Regions from separate parts of the Mus musculus genome. Here regions 2 and 3 are each linked to region 1. The links are chromatin loops, found by intact Hi-C in ENCODE. Cell type or tissue: left cerebral cortex. All regions are shown on one strand. Region 1 holds the start of Ankrd6 (ankyrin repeat domain 6). Region 2 has its middle 18 kb from the start of Rngtt. Region 3 overlaps Ankrd6 (ankyrin repeat domain 6).

Region 1 (8,000 bases):
GCCTAGCAAGTGGAGACAGTGTACTTAGATATAATAATAAATAAATCTTTCATCTTTAGACTGGAGCCCCACCCACCACCACCACCACCACCACCACCCCCTCCCCCACCCCCCCACCCCCCCAGTAAATAACATAGATGCTTGCCTTTCAATCTGAGCACAACTAGATTTTACATCTCTTCCCGGCCCGGGCTTGAGGAGGTGGTGGGAGAGGTAGATGATGTCATCTCAGGTTCTCTGGCCACCCTACACTGTCCCTGAACTCAGTGCCCTGGTACAGACAGGCATCATGAACAGAAATGGCTAATCTGAAATTTTATTTTAAAATACTATTAGGGGGAGAGTGGTATAAGCATATTATAATCTCAAAAATAGAAAGAAACAGGGCTGGAGAGATGGCTCAGTGGTTAAGAGCACTGACTGCTCTTCTGAAGGTCCTGAGTTCAATTCCCAGCAACCACATGGTGGGTCACAACCATCCGTAATGAGATCTGACGCCCTCTTCTGGTGCATCTGAAGACAGCTACAGTGTACTTAGATATAATAATAAATAAATCTTAAAAAAAAAAAAAAAGGCCGGGCATGGTGGCACACGCCTTTAATCCCAGCACTCGGGAGGCGGAGGCAGGCGGATTTCTGAATTCGAGGCCAGCCTGGTCTACAAAGTGAGTTCCAGGACAGCCAGAACTACACAGAGAAGCCCTGTCTCAAAAAAACCAAAAACCAACCAAACAAACAAAAAATAGAAAGAAACAACTTCAAACATACCACTGGATTCAGAGCTCATGCTTTCTCAGCATGCTCTCCATACCCGCTGTAAACCAAAACCCATTTTCTGTCCCTGTCAATCTGACTACTCCAGGTGTGATGCCACATAAGTAAAATCATAGAGTCTGCAAGTCCGTAAGCATACTTCCAGATTCGAGTACTATTCTGGACCCTTGGCTGGGTATTCTGCAGCTGTAATTCACGGGAGTCATCTATCTATTACATTTAACAAGCTGAGTGTACTGAACACATCGTCCCCAAGTGCTGATCCCAGCTGAAGCACTGAGTCCCAAATGTTTAATCCCAGCAGTGGCAGTGGGATCTCTATGAGTTTGAGGCAGCCTGGTCTACTGATCAAGTTCTAGGACAGCCAGACTACAAAGAGAAACCGTAGTGGGGTTGGGGGTGGGGGATAGGGAACACAGCACGGGACTCCCAATCTGTACCTACAATAGCTGGATTTCCAGAGCTGGCTGTTATGGAAAAATTGCTGTGGACAGGAAATGAGAGGGGTGGTGTCCTGAGGAGACACAGGACAGGCACAGGCTAGTGACTGCTAGTGACTGGCTACTTAAACATACCAGGAGCCAGGCAAGCAGATGCCCCCCTCCCCCCATTTGTCATTCAGACACAGTAGGGAGGGAGGACTGCCATGAATCTGAGGCCAGCAGAGTTACATAGCAACACCCTGCCCGTACATAAATAAATACAGCACTGCAAAGATGGCTCGGGGTTAGAGTATTCTCTGCTCTTTCAAAGGAAGAGCGGCCACTTGCTCACAACCTGCTAACTCCAGTCTCCTGATCTCCATGGGCACTGCAAACACACACACACACACACACACACACACACACACACACACACACGGTGCACAGATTTACACAAAGGCAAAACACCCCCCCAAAAAAATCAAATATTATTTTATTTAAAATAAAAATCTCAAAAAATTTTTTTAATTAAATAAATAGAACTTTTACACACATCACTTTTTCAAGTGGAAGCTAAATACCTACCTAGTTGTTTTCACCTACCCACTCCTACCTACACCTAAGAATACCAGGACAAGCTAGCTCCCTTACACAGCAAAGACCCCAGGGCCTCTCCAGGAGGCTTTCCTTCAGGTGAGACTTCAGAGCTTGCTGTTCAACCGTCACTGAAGGGACTCTGACAGAGGCAGGAGGATCTCTGTGTGTTGGGTACACACAGACACCCTGTCTCATGGAAAAGAAAAGAAAAAAGGAACCACTGAAGGAGAGCTGTGTTTATCCTGAAGAAATAACAGTGACAGACAGAACACACTAAGGAACAAAGAGTTGTGGGGTAAAGCCATTGGGAAAGAACACTCGGCGTTTCACCCTTCAGAGCCCTAACAATGTTCTCTTGAGAGCTGTATTTAAAAAAAAAAAACAAAACCTTTTCCCTGAGACACAGGGTCACAAATTACTGTTTTCCAAATTCTTAGGGACTCAAGCAAGCTTTTAAAATTAAAGCCTCTAAGTGAGGGGAAGACACAGTTCTCTACACAGACTGAACACGCCCGAGTCCACCACAGGGAAACCACGGTCTCCCGCTCAAACTGTAAGCTTTCCCTGGCTTCCGCTTTCCTCTTGATATCCTGCTTTTAACTCGAGAATGCTCTAAATTGTTGTGGAAATGTGAAGCAAAGGGGGAATTAAGACGACACGCAGAGCAGTGATTTGATAGGGGTGGGGATGGTAACTGAAGGGTTCCTCGGCTGGGTAATGGGGTACTTGTGCCTGCTAGCTATTCTTGTATTCCATCTCTCTGAGCAAGAGTTCACAGAAGGCACCAGAATCTGTCTGGGTGGAGCAGAGGACTTTGGGAATTAGCTGTGTGCCACGTTGCTAAGCTGAGTTATAGCACAAGCTATTGGGCTTTCATATGGAAGATATCGGCTTTGGAAACACGGATGGGCTAAGGAGAATGCGAAGGTTAACATTTGGTCCTAGCTACCAAGGTCAAACAAGGAGTTAACAAACAAGGCTGGGTGTTTTGTTTTGAGGGCAGAATTTTGCTGTGTATCCCAGGCTAGCCTCAAACTAATGACCCTGCCTCAGCCTCCAGAGGGCTGGAATTACAGGCATGGACCCCCAGCCTGGCATTTTTATAATTTATTTATTCTAGCTGATGTGCATTGGTGTTTTGCATGCATGGCTGTGTGAGGGTGTTGGGTTCACTAGAACTGGAGTTGCAGATATTTGTGAAGTTGTGGGCTGCCACGTGGGTGCTGAGAACTGGCCCTGGGTCCCCTGGAAGAGATGCCAATGCTCTTAACTGCTGAGCCATCTCTCCAGCCCCTTGGGCTAGCATTTTTATTGTGATGGTTTTGATTTTAAAAATCAGCTTTGGTTAGACTTCTCAACAATTTATAACTAACTGTTGTCTGGTGTCCAATTTTCCCTCATTTTTTTTCTCAGACTGCTCCTTCCCTCAAGCTGAGAGGGCAGAAACCCCTCCTAATTGTAATATGAATTCCTAGTTTATTTATGTTGTGTGTGTGTGTATGAACCTCAGCCCATGAAGAGGTCAGAGGACACCACGACTGGTGAGAGAGTCAGTTCCACCTTGTCACACCTTCTGCGAATCAAACTCCAATTGTCTGGTGGCAAGAGTCTGCCAGATGAGCCATCCTCTGGCCATTGTATTCTCAGGATAAAACAAAACAAAACTTACTCACCATATGCTAAGTATACAATCAGGGTAACAAAGGAAGTTAATTATCCCAACTACTCACGTAACAGATATTTTAAAGATGAGAAACCGTTAGTCAGTATCAATCTGAACACTTGGGACAACCTCGCACCTGGGTGTGATTGGTCACTGTCCAAGTTCTTTCCATTACATTCAATCAGTATCAATTTAATACACATGGCTACCACCAGCCAAGAGCCTCGCCTCACAGGAACGATGCCCGCCATAAAGCCTGATGTCAACTTCAAGGTTATGTATGATGCTTTCAGTTCACAGCTCTAACTATTAAGGCTTGAAGACGTGGGTTTTCCAGTCGCACACCTAACTGGTGGTTTCACAACTCAGTCTCATGCCATCAAAGTGGTAAACACACACACACACCTTACCACCACGTGAATTCTCTCAATGCACTTCGGGGGAAACGTTCTTGGCCAGCTTCACAAAGTACAACTCCTTTTGGATCAGCCATAATGATCCCCCTTCTCTCCAGCTCCCCAAATCTACAGGAAGCGATACATTTCAATGCCCTAGGCAAGTAAGAGAATCCTGAGCCCGAAAGGCGGCGCACAAGGCCCTAAGGCCCCGCGGGACCAGCCGTGCTCCAAACGACCGTGGGAACTGCCCTTGCCCTGGGCTGCGGAAGAGTTTGCAGGGCAAGCACTTCCCCACACGCGCGACGTCGAGAGCGCCCGGAGCCAGACGGCCACTAAGGAGCGCGCCCCTGCCAGCGACGCCCCCTCCCAGTGTCCCCATGAGCGCTCCTGGAGGATTACTAGCACTCGCAGGAGCCGGCGACTATGCCCAGTACCTTTCGCTCCCGCGCCGGCCGGCCGCTCCGCACGGAGCTCGCGGGCCGCTGCGCTCCTTGCCCGCAGCCGCTCGCCCCACGCTCCACCGCGCGTGGCCTGGATGCCTGAGGGCCCCGCCGGCCCCGCCCCATACTCCACGCCACGCCCCTCGGGCCACGCCCCACCCGGCTGTCCGCAGGGCTACAGCGCCCCGCAGCGGCCGCTGGTCATTGCACACGATCCTCCCGAACCGCACATCCCGGAGGTGCGGGGTGGCTCCCACTGGGACCCACGAGCAGCGGGAGGACACCCGCGCTGAGGGCTGTTTCCTCAGCGGCATCGGGCACCAGGCGCACCAATTGGATGGACTGAGCGGAGAACCCTCCAGCCCTCCACCTGTGGCCGGCTTTCTGGAGCCGATGGAAACCGAGGAAGCTGCTGCAAAGAGAGGGTCGGGCATCCTCTCTCCCGCTGCTGCCTGGTGAAGGACCAGCAGGGACATCAGTCCTCACCCGCGGGTTCCAAGTACGCCTTACATACTGTTGTCTTGACTGTTTTTGTCTCTCACTGCCACAGCTACTTTTTCAGTACCTAAAAGAGCTCCCCGGGCAGCATAAACTAGGGGGTTACACTCCAACAAATGTCTGCAACATCTGGCCTATGTGAGCCTGCCTCAAGAAGAAAAGAAAAAGAACAACTTACTGAGCGATTTAGGAGTGTGGTAAGCCTGGAGCCTAATGTAAACAAAAGGTTACTTCAAAGAATGTGTTTATTTCAAATTCATAGCAGTCCCAATGACCAGGCTCAGATAATCAATGCTATTTCCAGCCTTATATGAATGCCATTCTACTCAAGAAAAATCTCATGGGGTTGGCTGCTCAGGACTTAGTGGGTAAAGTGCGCTCTGATGAAGCATGAGAACCCAAATTCAAATCCCTCAGCACCGATATACATATAAATGCAAGCAAGAAAGTTAACACACATACATGCACACATGCAGGCATGCATGCGCGCGCATGTGCATGCTCTCTCTCTCTCTCTCACGCACGCGCACACGCACACGCGCACACGCACACACACACACACACGATCTGATGACAAATGAGTGATGGAACCTTTTGCTCACAGAGGTGGAGAGGTCAGCAGGTAGAACGGTGAACATGACGCTTCGATCTTACCTGAGGCTGGTGATAAATTTACGGTGAAGCGATTTTTTTTTTTCACACCCTCTCTGGAATATAGCTGGGTTTCAAGGAGAGAACCTCCTTTTCCTTAGAGTATCTGTTTCCTTTTGCCTCCTGAAAGCTTCAAACAGGAGACACTCCAAAACCCCCTCCCCGCCCACCCTAGAAGAGAGTTAAGCACTTGATCCTCCGAAACTATTTGGGAATGCTCCCCCACTCTGCGCCCCCTACCACCCTCGCCGCCACCACCACCACCACCCACCACCCACCCCCAACCCCCGTCCGCCGTTCCCTCCCAGTCTCAGCAGCTGTTTTATTTAGCAAAGTGTGAAAACTCTTCTGGGAGAAATTTGTTTTCAATCTTGTCACTCCCAACCTGAAACTGTTAGGAGAGGCGCCTGTCCTGTCCCTACCCACTAAGAGCTCCAGGTTGCTCTGCGAGCAGGTCTCAACTAAACTCCAGAGCTCCCGACGTAAAGTATGTAAACGTGACATTTCAAAGTAATTATTTCTCTTTTATCCACAGTGAGAAATCCTCTCCCCTCCCTAAGGATTGACACGCAGTTAACAGTTGAGTGGGGGGAGGGGTTCTTCAGTGTTGTAACTCTCATGAAGGAACCATGATTCCTCCTGTAAACAGTCTCAGTGAAATTCATTGGATGGGTCGTTAAAATTTGAAAAATAAAAAGGAAAGAAATGAAAGAGGAGAAGGGGCTGGGTGAAAAATGGAGCAGCTCAGTGGAAGCAAATTGGACGAGAAAAAAACAAAAAACAAACAAAAGATCCAAAAACAACAACAACAACAACCTCCGCAAAACCACACACACAAAAAAAAATCCCGCCATCCTGCAAGATCCGTGAGTTCCCCTGGGAGCTGACTAGTCTGCATTTGTACCCAGACTTTGATTAATGGGAATTCCAGGCAGTGCCTGGGCTGTCGTGGAGATCTTATCTCCAAGGAGCCACAGTTTAGATGAACCAATGAAAAGAAACTCCTAAATCTCCCTGGATTTGAGGAAGGTCCCCAGCCCGCAGCTCCATTCTTGCTCCTTTGGAAGGAACAGCTGGCAGCCAGGCTTCTCTAACTGCCCTCCCACCCACCTTAGTTACTTTCCTATTGCTGTGATAAGACACCGTGACCAAGGAAACGTATAAAAGAAGATGTGGGTTGGAGAGATGATGGCTCAGCAGTTAAGAGCACTGACTGCACTTCCAGAGGTCCTGACTTCAATTCCCAGCAACCACATGGTGGCTCACAACCATCTGTAATAGGCATCTGATGCCACCTTCTGGTGTGTCTGAAGACAATGATAGTATGCCCGCATACATGAAATAAATAAATAAGTAAATCTTTAAAAAAAAAAGAAAGAAAGAAAGAAAAGAAAGAAAGAGAAAAGAAAATATTTGGTTAAGACTTTGGTTACAGAGTGTCCTTCAGGGAACATGGCCGCAGGCAGGCATGGTGTTACATCAGTAGCTGACACTCATCAGACAGAGAGATCTAGCTGGAAATGGTGTGCACTTTTGAAACCTCAAAGCTCACTCCCAATGACACCTCCTCAAACAAGGCCACATCTCCTAATTCTTCCCAAACAGTTCCACCAACCGAGGACCAAGTATTCAAATATGAGCTGGGGGTGGGGGTGGGGGCATTCCCATTCAAATTGCTGCACGTGAATGAGAAAGACATCTACTTAGTGAATGACAAGGGTCATTGCTCAGTGATCATATGGCCTGCTCTTCTTTCCACCAACCTTTCTTTAACAAGTTGACTGCACTTGTTATTTTCACGTTAGTTATTCAGCCTTCAGCAATGTTTTGGTCTCTATGTTTGTTACCATACAAACCGGCTTTTGCTTTTGTAGGAAGCCTTCCATGGGTCCCTCTATAATCATGTTCTTCTAGTGTCCACCCTGAACTTTATACTCTCTTATTAACACTATATGGTTCTTTTTGACCTTTTCGACAAATGAATACTTTGTTGCTGCCTATACAACTTTTTTCCTTTTTTTTTTTTCCTTTTGAGACAGGGGTTGAGTAGCCCAGGCTAGTCAAGGATGACTTTGAATGTCTGGTAGCACCCCCTGCTTTCTACTCCTCAAGTGCTGGAATTGCATGCGTGCATCACCGCATGCATCCTGTTTTATGCAGTGCTGGGGATTAACCTCGGACTTAGACCATGCTCAGCAAGCTCTCGGCCAACTGAGCCACATCCCTGCCCTTTGGCATTGCGTTTCTGAGATTCCACTAGTATATTTGTTACTTGGAATATTTGTGCTTGTGTGTGTGTGTGTGTGTGTGTGTGTGTGTGTGTGCATGTTGTTGTGTTTTATACAAAAGAAAAGGAAATCAGGGATATGTTTGATGGAGGTGCAGTATGGTGTGGGGGAAGGGAGTGCCTCTGTGGCCCCATCCTGAGGCATCCCTTCCTCCTGAGGGACCAGCCATAAATATAGTATAGAATAGAGTTTATTTAGAGCATGGGGAGGAGAGTTGAGGGAGAGAGAGAAAGATAAAGAATGTAAAGTATCTTCTATAAGCCTTTCAC
Region 2 (8,000 bases), 340 kb after region 1:
GGTGGGAGCCCAGGAGACTTCAGTGCCTCACAGAGAACTATAGACAACTAAGAAATAGTCTTCCCCAGGGAAGAGCACACCAATCGTATCCATCACCAAACGGTCAGTTCTGAAACCATACATACAAGTACCATTATTCAGTCTGAGAAGGTTGTATTCATGCATTTAAGTGTGTGTGTGCTTATGCACGTATGCATGTGTGGAACAACAACTAAAGGAAGAGAAGCCATAAGTTTGAAAGAGAGCAATGTGGGTTGGGAAGGTTTAGGAGGAGAAAGGTGAAGGGGGAAATGATATGTTATAATCTCAAAAAAACCCCACAATTATTAAAAATTCTTTTCCTATTTTATATCATTCTTGGAGAGTTACTTTTGTTTTAATGTTTAAACATGTGTGTGTGTGTGAGAGAGAGAGAGAATAAGAGAGAGAGAGAGTGTGTGTGTGTGTGTGTGTGAGAGAGAGAGAGAGAGACAGAGACAGAGACAGAGACCACATAAGGGTAGGGCACACCCCACAGTGCTTGTACAGAGGTCAAAGGACAGTTTGGGGAATGGATTGTCTCCTTCCATTACGTGACTATAGGGATAAAACTCAAGTTGCTAGGCTTAGTGACAAGTGTCTTTATAGTGGAGCCATCTTGGGCAGCCCTGTTTTGATTTTAGAGCCTGACTCTTGTAAGAGGGCCCTGGCTGGCCTGGAGCTCACACGGATCCTCCAGCTTCATCATCACAGGCAAATGCTACCATGCCCGGTTAGTGAAGATTTCTAAGGACCAGGCTGCACTAGGATTATAACTCCCAGAGCCAGGTTGTGAGGGGATCTGGCTTGATAATCCCCCAAGGAGTTCCACTACCCAAAGGGCCTGATGACACACTGGGTAGAGTTGGCTAGAATATATGTAGTTTTTTTCTCCTACCATCTCAATAATTCAGGAAAGCACCCCCTTAGAGAAGAACCCCCATAGAGATGTATTTTCTGTTTCATATGGTTCCAGAAAGGTATAGAGACTCTCTCTCTCTATGCCCTGTCTCCAGAGTCTTCCTTCCCAGTCTACACAGCCAGCAACACCTTCCATGACTACAGCGATATCTGAAATGCTCACCCACATTACAGAAGCGATTAGATAACAATCTCTTTGGTTGCAGAGCAGTCCTGGGGATGCATTTGAACACAGTGCCGCAGGCTCCTCTCTGAGACTTGGCACTGCAGCTTACTGATCACCTCTTAGGAAGCCCTGCGTCTGCAATTGGGTCACCTCAACCATTTTGTATTAACTCTTAGTTTGCTGTATATGGTGAACGTACCGACCGCAAAGCTGACTCCTTACCCTATGATATCTCACCAAATATATGCTCACTTCCCCATTTTGATTGACTTTAGGCGAATGGTAGAATGAAACTTTAAATACAGACCCAGGGTCCCCAACAAATGGTGTGAAATGACGGTGTTATAACAGGAAGGGTAAAATCATTCCAACACGGCAACCGTAAACCTCACCACCACGACATGCCCTCAGTGAGTTCAGATGACCCAGTCCTGCCCTTACCATTGGTGTCTTTCTGTAACTTCCTTCCTATTTACAGTCCCCAGGCAGAAAAACTTACAATGCAACACACAACAAAAACAAAGCAAACTCACCAGGAACCACCTCTCCGGGAGCTTGCTGATCCTGCTAAGACTTAGTGTGGTGAGACTTCTCTGATTGAATCTACACCCAATCAGTCACCAGCAATGAGAAGAAACTCAGACTTAGTCGGTCTGGGTACCAGGGATTTAAAACACTGCAGCTCACTCTCATGGGTAGCCAGGACTGCACCCCAAACCAAAACTTCCTCACATGAATCCACATTGGAACAACTACAATAATATATTTTGAAATCTCTTTCTTACCTCAGCCCAAAATGATTATGATGTGGTTTAAAAAAATTACTTGTTGCAGCAGGAACCCCACTGAAGGGAGAATGCTTGTCTGTCAAGCTGGCCACGGCCCATCTGGGGCTGAGAAAGTCAGTGTAGAAGCAAATTCAGGTACATTTTATCATTCTGGTTTCGGTTTGTCAGGCAACAAGGGGCAGATTTTACAGAAAAATAATTCTTAGAAAACCCCTGATTGGTTGGGGTAGTGTTTCTAGGAGGCTGATTGGACCAAGACTGTTTCCAGGCAGTGGATTGGTCGAGTGGCTGTTTCCAGGCTGTCTAGCCAGTGGATTGCATGGTCTCCAAGGGTTACTCAGACCACAGTGTGCTAACAGGTCTTTAAAGCTTGTGTTTTGGAATAGTAATTTCCCCTATTACAAAAGCGTATTGAAGAAAATGCCAGCACTCTAAGAACACCTCGCAGGGACACTGCCCATTTCTAAAGTGCATCTTCCCTAAGGGCTGCGAGTACTCTCTGATGCAGAAGCTTCCTAAAAGGATTTTTTATTCACAGCTCAAGGGAGTGGCTTGGGCTATTCCATAGAAAACTGGGGGGCTTTTAAAAAGGTAGCCATAGGCCACAGAGTATAGTTCAACTGGTGGCTTGTTTTCTAGCTTCTCTTTCTACTTCTTAAGTACGTAAAGCCATTCTTATTTGATATTGGAAGGAAAACTTGCAAGAAAAATGTAGATTGGGCATGTTAGTTCAAGACTAATCCCAGCACTTAGGAAGTGAAGACAGGAAGGTAAGAAATTCAAGTGTGGTCTCTGGTATGTAACAAAGCTTAGCCTGGGTGGCATGAAACCTTATCTCAACAAACACAAAGAAAACGGGGGCTCCAGGCTATCCTAGTGGGGACAGTGCTTGCTATGCAAGTGTGAGGACCTGGGATTTTAATCAGTGAAGAGATCAAATTCCCAACACTGATGTAGAGATAGTTTATTCAATTCTTAGTTTAGAAAAGCATCTCCCATGTTCAATATTAGCTACTAACCTCTTATATGAGGAAGCTGCAAGAGGGCGGGGAGATGGCTCAGCAGTTAAGAGCACTTGCTGCTCTTTCAGAGGTCCTGAGTTCAATTCTAAGCAGCCTCACGGTGAATCTCGACCATCTATAAAGGGATTTGATGCCCTCTTCTGGCATGCAGGTGTGCAAACACTCAGACATTTTAAAAAAAAAAAGTATCACTAGTTTGAGAGAGAGAGAGAGAGAGAGAGAGAGAGAGAGAGAGAGAGAGAGAGAGAGAGCGTGCTTCAGGACTGAGGCAGGAGGGTCAGGATTTCTAGGTCATCCTTAGCTATATAAAGGGCATTTGAAACCAACATGGCTTACCTACCTGAGACTCTGTCTTCAGAGAAATAAGTGAAATGCAGAATTTCAGGTCCACGCCAAACCTATTGAATTAGATTTTACATTTAATGACCTCGCCAGGTGATGTTGTGCCTTTCAAGTTTCAGGGGCAAAGTTAAAACCTTGGGCCCCGAAAGGTTAATTTTTTCCCCCTTAAAATCTAATATACATATAGAGTCCAAGCTAGCCTGATTCCAGGTCTTCCTGCTCGAGCCTCTGGAGTACTGAGCTTACAGGCACGCACTGCATTACCTGGCAGTCTTCAGCTAGGTGTGACAGATGGTAGAATGCTTGAGCTGTGTGGGTGATATGGTGATAGGACACTGTGGTTGTAGAGGCTGGAGCAGGAGATCCTCCTGGATCTATAGTAAGTCTAAGTAACTATATAGGCTTGGATGTAGGTCAGATGATAGCATGTTTGCCTTATAACGTACAGAGTTCTGGGTTTTGTTTGCCTCTGTCCCCAGAGGCGAACAAAATGAGATGTGATAGAAAGCGCCTATAATTCCAGCACTCAAGTAGAATAGGGACCATCAGGAGTTCACGTTCATCCTTGGGTACTCAGGGAGTTTGAGGCCACCCTGGGACACGTGAGACTCGGTCGCAAACAAACACAAAACTTGCAAACCAGAAATCAATGAATGAAAGAAGTCCTGGTTGAGAGTCAATAAATCTGTAGTTTTGTAAAGTTGTATGTGATGGCACACACCTATAATACCAACATTTGAGGGGGGAGGGGAGGAGGAGGAGCAGGAGCAGGAGGAGAAGCAGGAGGAGGAGGAGGAGGAGAAGGAGGAGGAGCAGGAGGAGCAGGAGCAGGAGCAGGAGGAGGAGAGCAGAAGCAGGAGCAGGAGCAGGAGGAGCAGGAGCAGGAGCAGGAGCAGGAGGAGCAGGAGCAGGAGGAGCAGGAGCAGGAGGAGCAGGAGCAGGAGCAGGAGCAGGAGCAGGAGCAGGAGGAGCAGGAGCAGGAGGAGCAGGAGGAGGAGCAGGAGCAGGAGCAGGAGCGAGTTCTAGGTCAGCCTGGGAGACAGAGCCAGACCCTTCTTTTCTCAACAGGAAAGAAAACATCTGAAACCCATAAGTGACAGAGCTGGGGTACGATGAAGCTGTCCTGGCAGATTGCAGTTTTTCATATTCTCCCTGAACTGAGAAACCCGATTCTCTCAAAGTCTACAGGGTCCCATATCTATTAAGCATAGCTGTGCACACCAGCAATAATTGGTGTGAAAACTGTCTTATCTCAACTGAAAGGGAAATCAGCAGCCCATTGAAATCGGTTGAACATCATTGAAAACAGTTGAACTAAGTTTTTTATGGCACACAGAAGCTGATAATTATTATCTGTGAAAGGCACAGCAGTGCTTAGAGAGCCCCCTCCCTCCCATCATCATTACACCTTTGTAATGAGGTTACCGACATGAGCTGGACAGCCAGAGTACCGGAATAGTCACGGCTACTTAATCGAGGTAGGTCAGGCTGGCCTCTGCTACTATGAATCTGGTGGTGGAGCCAAATCCAACATTAGGAGTGGAGCTGAATTCAAGAAAACTTGACCAGACCTCATTTCTTTTGAGTCGCAAATCAATGAGGTGGATTCCCTGGGCTGTAGCGCCACCTGGTGGAAAAACATTAGGTGTAGCATTATTCCGATTTCATGGACGGAAAAAACGGAAAATAAAGTTTATTTTTTCACCCGATTCTATCTAACTCCTCAGTAGTCGGTGTATACAGTTTGGTTATTTGCGATACTTAAGGCTGATGATGGAGTTAGTTGGTAGAGGACTTCCCTCAAATGTGTGGTGACTTGGGTATATTGCCAGGCACTGCATAACCCATACAAGGTTGTCCACTTGGAAGATACAGGCAGGAGAAGTTCAAGGGCATCTTCTGGTTACATAGATGATTTGACGTCAGACTGGGATTCATAAGATTCTTTGTTTTAAAAGAAAGCAATAATTGCATCACTGAGTCCATTCTGTCTTTTTTTTAATATTTATTTATTGTTATATATAAGTACACTGTAGCTGTCTTCAGACATCCCAGAAGAGCGCGTTAGATCTCATTACAGATGGTTGTGAGCCACCATGTGGTTGCTGGGATTTGAACTCAGGTCCTTCAGAAGAGCAGTCAGTGCTTTTAATTGCTGAGCCATCTCTCCAGCCCCCATTCTGTCTTCCAGTCCTGAGAGAACGAATGTCTCAGAAAATTGAGTGCCATTTGTACTTATCTAATGCTGCATTTGTGTTCTCTTGCACGGGCTTTGCTGTTGTTAAAAGATTTTTCGAGATAGGGTTTCTCTTTATAGCCCTGACTGTCCTGGAACTCACTCTGTAGACCAGGCTGGCCTGGAAATCCGCCTGCCTCTGCCTCCTGAGTGCTGGGGTTAAAGGTGTGTGCCACATGCTCGGCTTTTATTTGTATTTGTATATAAAAGATTTTATTTGTATTCATGTGTATGTGTGTAGATGCCTGACATGCATGCTAAGAACCAAAGTCTAGTCCTCTGTGAACCCAGCAATTAAGTGCTCTTAACTGTGGAGTCTCTCTAGCCCGTTGTCTGATTAGCGAATGAAGGAACCACAGATGATGATTGAAATACATTGAAGAGAAGTAGCTCAAGGCACTCAGCCAGAGATGCCAGACCTGCAGGATTCTGAGCCTCATGAAAGATGCTCTTTCCTAGATAGCTCAGGGATGTAGCGATCAGAACTAAGTTGATTTATGGAAGATAGGGACACCAGCTGGGACCGGAAGCTGTAACTTTGGCTACTTTGAAGCTGAGGTTTAAGGCCACCAGTCTAAGGCTTTCATGGGCTACAGAGTAAGTTTAAGGTTAGCTTGGATGATTTATCAAAACTGTGTGTGTGTGTGTGTGTGTGTGTGTTGAAATTACAACAAACCAGGTAATGCTGGGACATGCCTTTAACTCTAGAATTTGGGAGGCTGAGGCCGGTAGATCTCTATGAGTTAGAGGATACCCTAGGCTAGGTATTGAATTCTAGGCCAGCCAGGGTTACATATGAAGACTCTATCTTTAATATACACATTTAAAGCTAGAGGGACTTGCCTCAAATAGGGTTTCACTGTGGTGACGATACACCATGACTATGGCAACTCTTACTTATTTGTTTGTTGGTTGGCTTTTTTTTTTTTTTTTTTTTTTGGTTTTTCGAGACAGAGTTTCTCTGTGTAGCCCTGGCTGTCCTGGAACTCACTCTGTAGACCAGGCTGGCCTCCAACTCAGAAATCCGCCTGCCTCTGCCTCCTGAGTGCTGGGATTAAAGGTGTGCACCACCACACCCAGCTGTTGGTTGGCTTTTGAAACAGCACTTTTTTGTGTAGTTCTGGCTGTCCAGGAACTAGCTCTGTAGACTAGACTGGCCTTGAACTCCTGCCCTTGGGATTAAAGGTATGCACCACCACTGCCTAGTTCATGGAAAGTTTTTTTTTTTTTCTTTAAAGACTTACTTATTTATTTTATGTATGTGAGTACGCTGTCTTCAGACTCAACAGAAGAGGGCATCAGATCTCATTATGGATGGTTGTGAGCCACCACGTTGTTGCTGGGAATTGAACTCAGGACCTCTGGAAGATGTCTTAGATGACCTCTAAGCCATCTCTCCAGCCCCCGTGGAATGTCTTATAAAGGAAAACATTTAACGGTTTCCAAGCTTTAGCTCATTATTACCTTGGTGGGGAGTGTGGGGGTGTGCAGGTAGACATGGTGCTGGAGAAAGAGATGAGGGTTCTACATCCAGACCAAAGGCAGCAGGAAGAAAATGATGCACTAGGCCGGGCTTGAGCTTCTGAGACCTCAAAGCTTTCCCACAGTGACACACTTCCTCCAACAAGGCCACACCCACTGCAACAAGGCCACATCTCCTCATACTGCCTTTCCCTATGAGCCTATAGGGCCATTGCCTTCCCTCTGTTGTCTCTAGACTTACTATCAAGCCTGCTGTGGCCATCCCTAAGGAGCTCCTCCTCCCAGTGCACTTTATCCCCTGCACACTCCATCCCTTGGTGAAGACTTAGGGTCTGTTGCCCTGCTAATTAAGGTTGAAGTCTACCATTGCCCTGATAGCTTTCTGAGCTTGGTACAGAATGGCGGACTTCCTTTGTCAGTGAGGTTTCCTCTTCTCAGCCAGAGGGACCCCCAGACCCCACCCCCTATACCTGTGAAATGTCACATAACCTTGGTTAAGGTTACAGGTCCAGCTTCCTATCTCCTGATAAGAACCCGTTCAGCAGGGACCCGAGATTTCTGAAATGCTTCCCCATGCTAATGAGGCATCTTGGTTCCTTAAACCTTCAGCCAATGGTCCTTCCCCACCGTCCTGCCCCCGGCTCTCCCCAAAACTATATAACCTTTGAATCATCCACATAAAGCTGATCTGTCTCCTCACGACTGGTCCCCGTCGTTATTGTACATACTCACAGGGATCCTGAAGCCCAGCCAGCATCTGTCATCATCCCCTGTGGACCTGATATCAGCGAGCGACGTTAATTAAAGTGTTCGGCTTTGGTAGTCTAAGACACTTGCATTAGTTCTTCTAAATCTCTGTCCCTTTTGGAAAACATCCATTATCGCCTTATAAAATAAGAGCTCAGTGTCTTATGAAAGCTAATCTATAATTATATGAGCTGGATCAAAGGGAATCCTACACTATTATAAGGGCCTTTTAAACACAAATAAAATAGCAGTACAGGTCACAGCTTTGCACAGTGAGC
Region 3 (8,000 bases), 91 kb before region 1:
CGTGGAACCGGGATGCCTCTAGCAGGCTCTGGAGACATGACTTGGTGGTTAAGAACACTGGCTGCAATTCTGTTCAATTCCCAGCACCTCGTGGGAGTCTTCCACCATCTGTAACTCGAGTGCCAGGGGATCTGACACCCACTTGTAGCCTCTTAAGACACTACATGCAGGGAAGCATACAGACACACAGACGCACGTGCAGGCAAAATACCCATGCACATAAAATACAGCTTTTAAATTCCTTGTGTGTGTGTCCCGTCCCGTGTCGTCCCTTCCCCCCCCCCCCCCCCCCCCGCTTTTTTTCTTTTGCTTTTAGAGACAGGGTTTCTCTGCATAGCCCTGCTGTCCTGGAACTTACTCTGTTGACCAGGACTGTCTCTGCTTCCAAAGTGCTAGGATTAAAAGTATGTATAACCACCATCAGTGTGCGTAAGTTCTACTTTTGTAAAGATATGTAAAATGATCCCTGGTTTATGGTGATTTGACTTACGATTCTTTAACATTGATTAAAAAAACAGTAATGACACATTCACCAGAAATCATTTTGAATTTTGAATTTTTTCCTTCCCCAAGGCTAGAAACACGTAGTATGGGACCCTCTTGAGATGCTGGGCATGGAACAGCAAGTCACAACTCTCAGTTTCCGACATGATCAGAAAGAAAGCAGAGGCTATCCCGAGGGTACAGTCCTACTAAGCTGAGATTAGTCCTACTAAGCTAAGGGTAGGTGTAGAAAATGCATTTCACCCTACAACATTTTCAAACTCTGATGGTTTTATGGGACATGGCTCCACTGGAAGTCAAAGATTATTTGCACTGATGAGTAAACGATGTGACCAGGCATGGTGGCGCATTCCTGTAATCCCCCTGCTTGGAAAGCTGGGGGCAGACGGCTGCCCATGTGTTCGAGGCCAGCCTAGGCTATGGTACCGAGACAGTGTCATCACAAACAAACAACAGGGTAGAGTAAGCACAGGTGAAGTAGGAAATGGGACCCTCAAACACTCTGGTGGGAATGGGAAATTGTAAACCTGCTTTGAAACCAGGCATGGCATTTTGTTACAGTGTGAAACATTTATCATATGACTCAGCAAATCTCCCTGATATTCACTGTAGTGGATATTCCTGATTGTCAACTTGACTATATTTGGAATGAACTACAATCCAGAATTGGAAGGCTCACCAGTCACCCTTATCTGGAGGCTGGGAGATAGAAGTTTCTGATCTGGATCTTGGTATGGAGATCTTGAGGCATAGTGGCTATGGATTCCAAAAGATTAAATCTTTCAAGGTCACCTGGGATTAAAGGTGCGGTGGAACATACCTTTAATCTGGGCTACACCTTCTGCTGGAGACAATATAAGGACATTGGAAGAAGGGAGTCTTGTTCTTGCTCCTTCGCCTGCTTGCTGTGTGAGACTGAGTAACTGCTAGATCCTTGGACTTCCATTCACAGCTACTACTGAACCATTGTTGGGAATTGGGCTGCAGACTGTAAGTCATCAATAAATTCCTTTATTTTATAGAGACTATCCATAAGTTCTATGACTCTAGAGAACCCTGACTAATACATTCACCCACCATAGATGCAAACTCTGCCCACACAAATGTGTATGTCAATGCTCACGGCTGTGGTGGAGTTTTAATAACAGCCCTAAACTAGAAGCATCCGGAAACGTCCATCAACTGGCTGAAGGACAGTAGTGATCCCCCTTTATCCACCATCTCACTCCCTATAGTAACCCATTGTCAGGGCCAATCACAATCTGAAATGGAAAATGGAAAATTCAAGAGAGAAAGGAATCTGGAGTCTGAAATTGCATGCAGTTCTGAGCAATGCTGCCCCCAGCCATCCAGCCAGGGACATTAATCACCCCTTTGTCCAGTGTGTCTGTCTGTGTTCTCCACCCTTCCTACCTGCAGATACTATGTGATTCTATGTGTGCTTACTATGTATCACTATCCAGTCACAAAAAGGAATGAAGTACTCACTCACTGCAGCATGAATAACTCTTGAGAACTCTATACTACAGGAAGGTAATCAGGACAGAAGACCATAATGTTGTGTGTCTAGTTAGGGTTCCTATTGTTGTGACAAAACACCAGGACTAAAAAGCCAGTTAGGAAAAGAGAATTTACACTTTCATATTTCATATTTCTGTTCATTATCAGAGGAAGTCAGGACAAGAACTCAAACAGGGCAGGAACCTGGAGGCAGGAGCTGATGCAGAGGCCCTGGACGGGTACTTTTTAGTGGCTTGCTTGCATGACTTGCTCAGCCTGCTTCCTTAAAGAACTCCGGACCAGCTGGGCAGTGGTGGCACACGCCTTGGGAGCACTTGGGAGGCAGAAGCAGGCAGATTTCTGAGTTCAAGGCCAGTCTGGTACAGAGCGAGTTCTAGGACAGCCAGGGCTACACAGAGAACCCCTGTCTCAGAAAAAAAAAAAAGAAAAAGAAAGGAAGAAAGAAAAAAAAAAGAGAAAATGTCCTACATTTTCTTACCCATAGCCCATCTTTTTTTTAAAGATTTATTTATTTATTTATTTATTACATGTAAGTACACTGTAGCTGTCTTCAGACACTTCAGAAGAGGGAGTCAGATCTCATTACGGGTGGTTGTGAGCCACCATGTGGTTGCTGGGATTTGAACTTCAGACTTTCGAAAAAGCAGTTGGGTGCTCTTACCCACTGAGCCATCTCACCAGCCCCCCATAGCCTGTCTTATGGAAGCATTTTCTCAATAAAGCCTCCCTCCTCTGATGACTCTAGCTTGTGTCAAGTTGGCATAAAATTAACCAGGTCACCCCATAATTCCATTTCTTTGTAATATCTAAAAAAGGAAAACTCATAAACAAACAGGAGGTCGATGATCACTGAGAGCTGGGGTGAGGTTGACTGGATAGATAACCTTTTCCAGGACGAGACTACATTGGTTTGCTCAGGCAGCCACATCAGAAATGCATCTTCCCCAAGGAAGTCCAAGATGAGGGCACAAACATGGATGGGTCCTGGTGAATTCTTCCTCTAGCTTACTGAGGACAACTTCTCACTGTGTGCTCAAGGGGCAGGAGCTCAGATGCAGGAGTGACTGAGACAGCTGAAGGGGGTGGGGTGGGTGGGGGGCAGCTCAATCCTAGCAGCGGCATGATAGTGTGAGCATTCTGCAAATTTCTGATTAGATTAATCTTGGGGCATGTAAAATATACCACAAAAAATCTGTGGATAAAAAACAAAAAGCAGCCGGGTGTGGTGGTGCACACCTTTAATCCCAGCACTCGGGAGGCAGAGGCAGGCAGATCTCTAAGTTCGAGGCCAGCCTGGTCTACAGAGTGAGTTCCAGGACAGCCAGGGCTATACAGAGAAACACTGTCTCGAAAAACCAAAAACCAAAACCGAAACAAAAAACAAAAAAACCAAAGCAATGAATGAGGTCTATTTAAGACATAAAATGAAAGAGCAGCCTATGTGGCTTTGACTAAGTTACTGTTATTATAACAGCCCTGAAAAGTTGATATTATTCTTGTATCACAGGTAGGGAAACTGAGGCTTAGAAAAGTTAAGCTAGTCACAAGAGTTTGCAAACACAGCAGAGTCGAATCCGAACCTGGTTTACCTGCTAACCTTTGCTGGGTAGCACCTCCTGGGCTGGCCACAGGAGGTGCCAGTTCAGGATCCTCATGCTAGCCTCAGACTACACTTGTAGACCTCTGGGGTGCCATGGACAACTGACAAGATTTTCTCTCTCAAGACCAGTATGCAGTGCAGAGGGACTGAGACTGACGGCTGACCAACATCTGGCCCAGAACGTCAGATACTAAGAGATGATGCCATGTGAAAAAAAAGAAACCATATCTCCATCTGTGAGGCTCTCTGGAGCGGAAGGCGGGAGAGCGTTGGACCAGGGCACCAAGGATGTAAGGTACATTTCCACCTGGACAGAAATGTCTTTAGGATGAGGAGAGAATATTCTCCGGGGGCTTCACGGTACTCAAGGCAGTACTGGAAGCTGGATACATTTGGATCAGCATTACTTCAACATTGAAGGGCCTGACTTACCTTATTTTTGCTTATTTTTGAGATTATCTATGTAGTCCAGGCTGTCTTCAAACTTAATGCTGGCACTAATACACCTGGCCAGGACCTACCTTTCTTGGGGTTTAAAACTGCCTTCAATCAACCGTTCCCTGACCTGCCATTGTACTGCCAGTTGATAAGGGATGAGCAATGTCTTACAAAGCCCCACAGTAGTAATGACAGGCATCTGGTCCAAGCTGCTAGATCGGATAGTGAGACCACAGTGGGGGCTTTCTGACCAAAGGCTGGTCCACCTTGCTAGGAGGCCTGTCTAATATGATTCCCACCCTCCACCCCCTGCTCACTGTTCAGTTAGTCTCTGTGAAGGAACTTCTTCTCCAAAGAGACAAATTGTCCACTGGCTATAGAAGTGGGTGGGAGAAAAGTCAAAAGTGATTTTCAGTGCTTTGTGTCCCCTCCCAAGCCTTCATCCCTTTACCAAAAGCCAGTTCTTTTAAAACTATGAACCAAACAACAGTTCTGCAGGCAACAAGAGGTAAGCTATTCCCAGAGAACAGCTATGGCGTTTTTTTCCGTGTTACCTTGGTAACGGCTACCTTGGCACCCTTGTTGATGAGCTGAACCACATTCTCTGTTTGGCCTTTGTACGCAGCTATGAGCAGGCGTTCTGAAAGCGCAGCGACCGCATCCTGCTGGCTCATGAATTAGGAGAGAAAGGGGCTCCCAGGAAAGCAAGCGGTGGGTCAGTTTCCTCAGCTCCACATGCAGCCTCGGGTGGGGCTGGAGTCCACAGCGAAAGGTGCTCGGAATCCTGAGGGATGCCTTTCTCACTACTCCATCTTCAGGTCCTAGGGGGTCACAAAACAAAGCGGCCATCAGCGCCACTCAGTACAAGAGGACAGACAGACAGTCCACACCACTGCTGACCTCATGGTGTCCCTCTGCTGCACAGCACAGGGGACAGGAAGCCAAAAGCACACTTCCACAGCATTTCAAAGTGAAGCAGCAGGGTGTGCCAACTCTCCACTTCCTCCCTCCTCAGGACCATTCTCCACGAGCCGGGCAGACCTGAGAGGCTGAGTTAGTACCCTGGGTAAAGAGGCCTGATGTAACCCAGGGTGGAGGGAGCAAAGGTCGGGGAATGACACGATTATATTTTAATTATTTTATAAAAAGAGGGGGTCTGGTACAGCTCCCTAGATACCTCCTGGTTGTATACATAACAACATGTACTGTGCATGATCAACCTTTAGACTTGAGGGCCAGGTTCCTATGAATCCACTATGGCTAACATGCACTCAGAGACCCTGATGGGCAGGGTGTCTCTGAGGAGACAGCCCTGTCCCCATTCCTACCCCCAGCAAACATGATTTCCTTCATCTTTTACCTTCTGCAAAGTCTCCTGCATTCTGGAACAGACAGAGAACCGAGCACAGCCCAGGGTCGAGCCCCGTTCCCAGCTGAAGAGACACTCCCCATGCGAAGAAGCTGGTGCCTCACTTAGTGCAGGCAGCGCTAGCACCGCCAGTTTAGGAACAACCCCTCCACAAACATCCCCCAACCCCGTGCTTAATGGCCACCACTTAAGGCAGAGCCTTAATACAACTCTAGACTCTGCTCAAGGAGCCCTGGTAATCTCTTTAGAACAAACCAAGTCAGGGATAGTGATTTCTCTGAGGCAGCGGGAGGAAGAGGGAGTCTTTTGTGTTTAAATCACGTTTGTAGTGGCCAGGGAGATGGCTCAGGTATAGGGACTTGCTGCAAAGTCTGAGAACAAGAACTCAGTTCCTGTACCCACATGATGGAAGGGGGCACCATATTGTGTACACACACACACACACACACACACACACGGCAGAGAGAGAGAGAGAGAGAGAGAGAAAACACCACACTTTTCAAATCAGATCATATTTTGATGACCAAGAGCATCCTGGCATCTTTCACAGTTGCTTCCAGAAACTTGACAATCATTCAGCCTTAGGTAGAGTCTCATATACAGAACAGAGCCCGGCCATTTCATTATAAGAGAGGAGCCCAGCCAGATGTAAATAAACACCATAATTTTAGAAAGGTAATTCTTACCCCCAATCTCTAGCATCACTTTTCACTGTGTTCGCCATTTGTTGCCCCAAATACGGGCAAAAGATAATAAAGAAAGGGACTCTGGCAAGGCCAGTCTGCTCTTGCTCACCAGGCCACCGGAAGCACCGTGCCCCAGCCAGTCAGCCCTGAGATGTCCATTTCCCTTCCTGGGCTGAAAATCGAGCCCAGGGCCTTTCACATGCCAGGCAAGTGCCGCCGTGAAGTTATATTCCCAGCCCAAAGAAAGAACAGAGTTAGCACTCTAAGCAGTGAGGGAAACAGCTAGAAATGCCTTTGGAAGGCCCAAAGCCACAGAGTACATTAGGGCTTATCTCCTCGCTGTCTGCCTCCACCACACAGAAGTGCGCGCGCGCGCGCGCGCACACACACACACACACACACACACACACACACACACACACACACACGGAGGAGGCTTGTCCTTATGAACACTGGGTGGACTGTTCCTTTTTATGCAGAGAGGCTGCATCCCATTCACACAAACTACACTGATTTCTTGCTCCTTCAACTCAAACATTGCAAAACCACTCTGTGCCAAATGCAGAAAGATGCACAGCAGTAGCCACTGGCTCCCATCTGCAGGTGCCTCCCTCTCTCTACCCATTTGCTGTCTCTGTGCACTAGGCATTATCTCTACCCTTTCCCTTCCAGAGCCCTTCTTGCAAAAGGTGGCCTGCTTCAGACCAGTTTCTTCATCATCACCATCCACCCAGCCTATTCTAAAGCTTGCCTGAGAGGGCGAGCAGCTCAGTCACCCCCACTCACCCCATTCCCACAGCAACCCAGCCCCCTTAGCAACAGACAGAGGGCCAACCAGCTTCCGGTAAATCGCTTGCCACTCCCATCCCAGACAGCAGTCTCATGCAACAGATGCAGCCTCTCAGATAATGAGACTAAAGCCAGAAGTTCTTACGGTTACAGCTGCAGGCTGAGATAGCTTCATTTAGATAATTACCAGGTAAGGCACCCTTTGCATGTACAGCTACCATCACTATTAAAAAACAAAGAACAACAACAACAACAAAAAAAAAAACCCATAAAAATATAAACACCCCATTGATGAGAGAATGTTCATCAACCAGCTTTGACATTTTATGTTTTGCTTTTCTGTTGCGGCTACATAAGGGCCCTCTTTACTTCCCCCATGATATAACCCACACCTCCACAGGGCAGTGGTCATTCACAACGTATCTTGGATATGCCCCATTGCCCCCCAGCATGCTTGCACAGAAAACTGCTTGCAAGATGAGCAGCAGTGACTCCACCCCAGGTTATCAATTCTCATCTGCAGCCAACGCCTTCCCCTCACACTTCGGCATCTCAAAGTCATTCCGGATTTCAGGGCAGGGATCATCTCGCTGTTGGGACCCGCACCGGCAGACGCTTGACACAAAGGGCAGATGCACAGGACCACATATGCCGAGTCTCCTCTCTTCCCGTTTCCCCTCCTGACCTCACTTGGAGTGACAGGATGCTCTGCTCCCTGTCTGGGAACCAGTAAACTAGGCCAGATGGAGGCAGGCAGGGATGGGTAAGGATGGAGAACCCCGAGAGGGGAAGGAAATACACGGGTGTGACCTCTCTGCGGGCTGTAAGTTAGACTCCACTGCTAACCTGTTGGGTGCCCTGGCTGTAGCTGCTTTGCCCTCTCATGAAATCAGAGCTTCCTCTTCCAGTAAGATAGCCACCATTCAAGAGAGCCTTGTTGCTGGAAGTGAGCAATCTGTCTGCCTCCCACCTGTCAATCACGTCCTTTGTCACGGGATTCAGTTTCACTGTGCTCAGGAGGGAAAAGCTTAAAGGCAAACTTGCTGCCTGTTCTTCAGGCAGGAAGGGAGCAGAGAACACAGTAAGTCTAGAA

Evidence for each region. Peaks named below come from ENCODE experiments on the same cell type or tissue, not always from the same donor. Only the 100,000 strongest peaks of a DNase experiment are listed, where the experiment ranks them.
Region 2: a loop joins it to region 1, with 3 times the contacts of the local background. A loop is called at or near these places in 2 of 42 quality-filtered maps.
Region 3: a loop joins it to region 1, with 4 times the contacts of the local background. A loop is called at or near these places in 7 of 42 quality-filtered maps.

Annotation. Positions count from the first base shown.
Region 1 is chr4:32,946,459-32,954,458 of GRCm38, forward strand. Ankrd6 (ankyrin repeat domain 6) reads right to left here and starts at 4,368. Exons shown (of 16, transcript NM_001012451.1): 1 at 4,289-4,368. In left cerebral cortex, a CTCF peak has its summit at 4,503; DNase peaks (open chromatin) are centred at 4,076, 4,462 and 5,309; H3K4me3 peaks cover 1,350 bases; H3K27ac peaks cover 420 bases.
Region 2 is chr4:33,288,105-33,296,104 of GRCm38, forward strand. No RefSeq gene overlaps it. Among named protein-coding and RNA genes, the nearest start is that of Rngtt, 18 kb to the right of the region's middle. In left cerebral cortex, CTCF peaks have their summits at 3,029 (motif pointing left) and 4,890 (motif pointing left); DNase peaks (open chromatin) are centred at 2,145 and 4,858; H3K4me3 peaks cover 762 bases.
Region 3 is chr4:32,855,705-32,863,704 of GRCm38, forward strand. It overlaps Ankrd6 (ankyrin repeat domain 6), which reads right to left. Exons shown (of 16, transcript NM_001012451.1): 2 at 4,618-4,884. The coding sequence starts at 4,737. Among named protein-coding and RNA genes, the nearest start is that of Lyrm2, 59 kb to the left of the region's middle. In left cerebral cortex, a CTCF peak has its summit at 3,676; DNase peaks (open chromatin) are centred at 66, 4,645, 6,877 and 7,901; H3K4me3 peaks cover 2,199 bases; H3K27ac peaks cover 1,609 bases.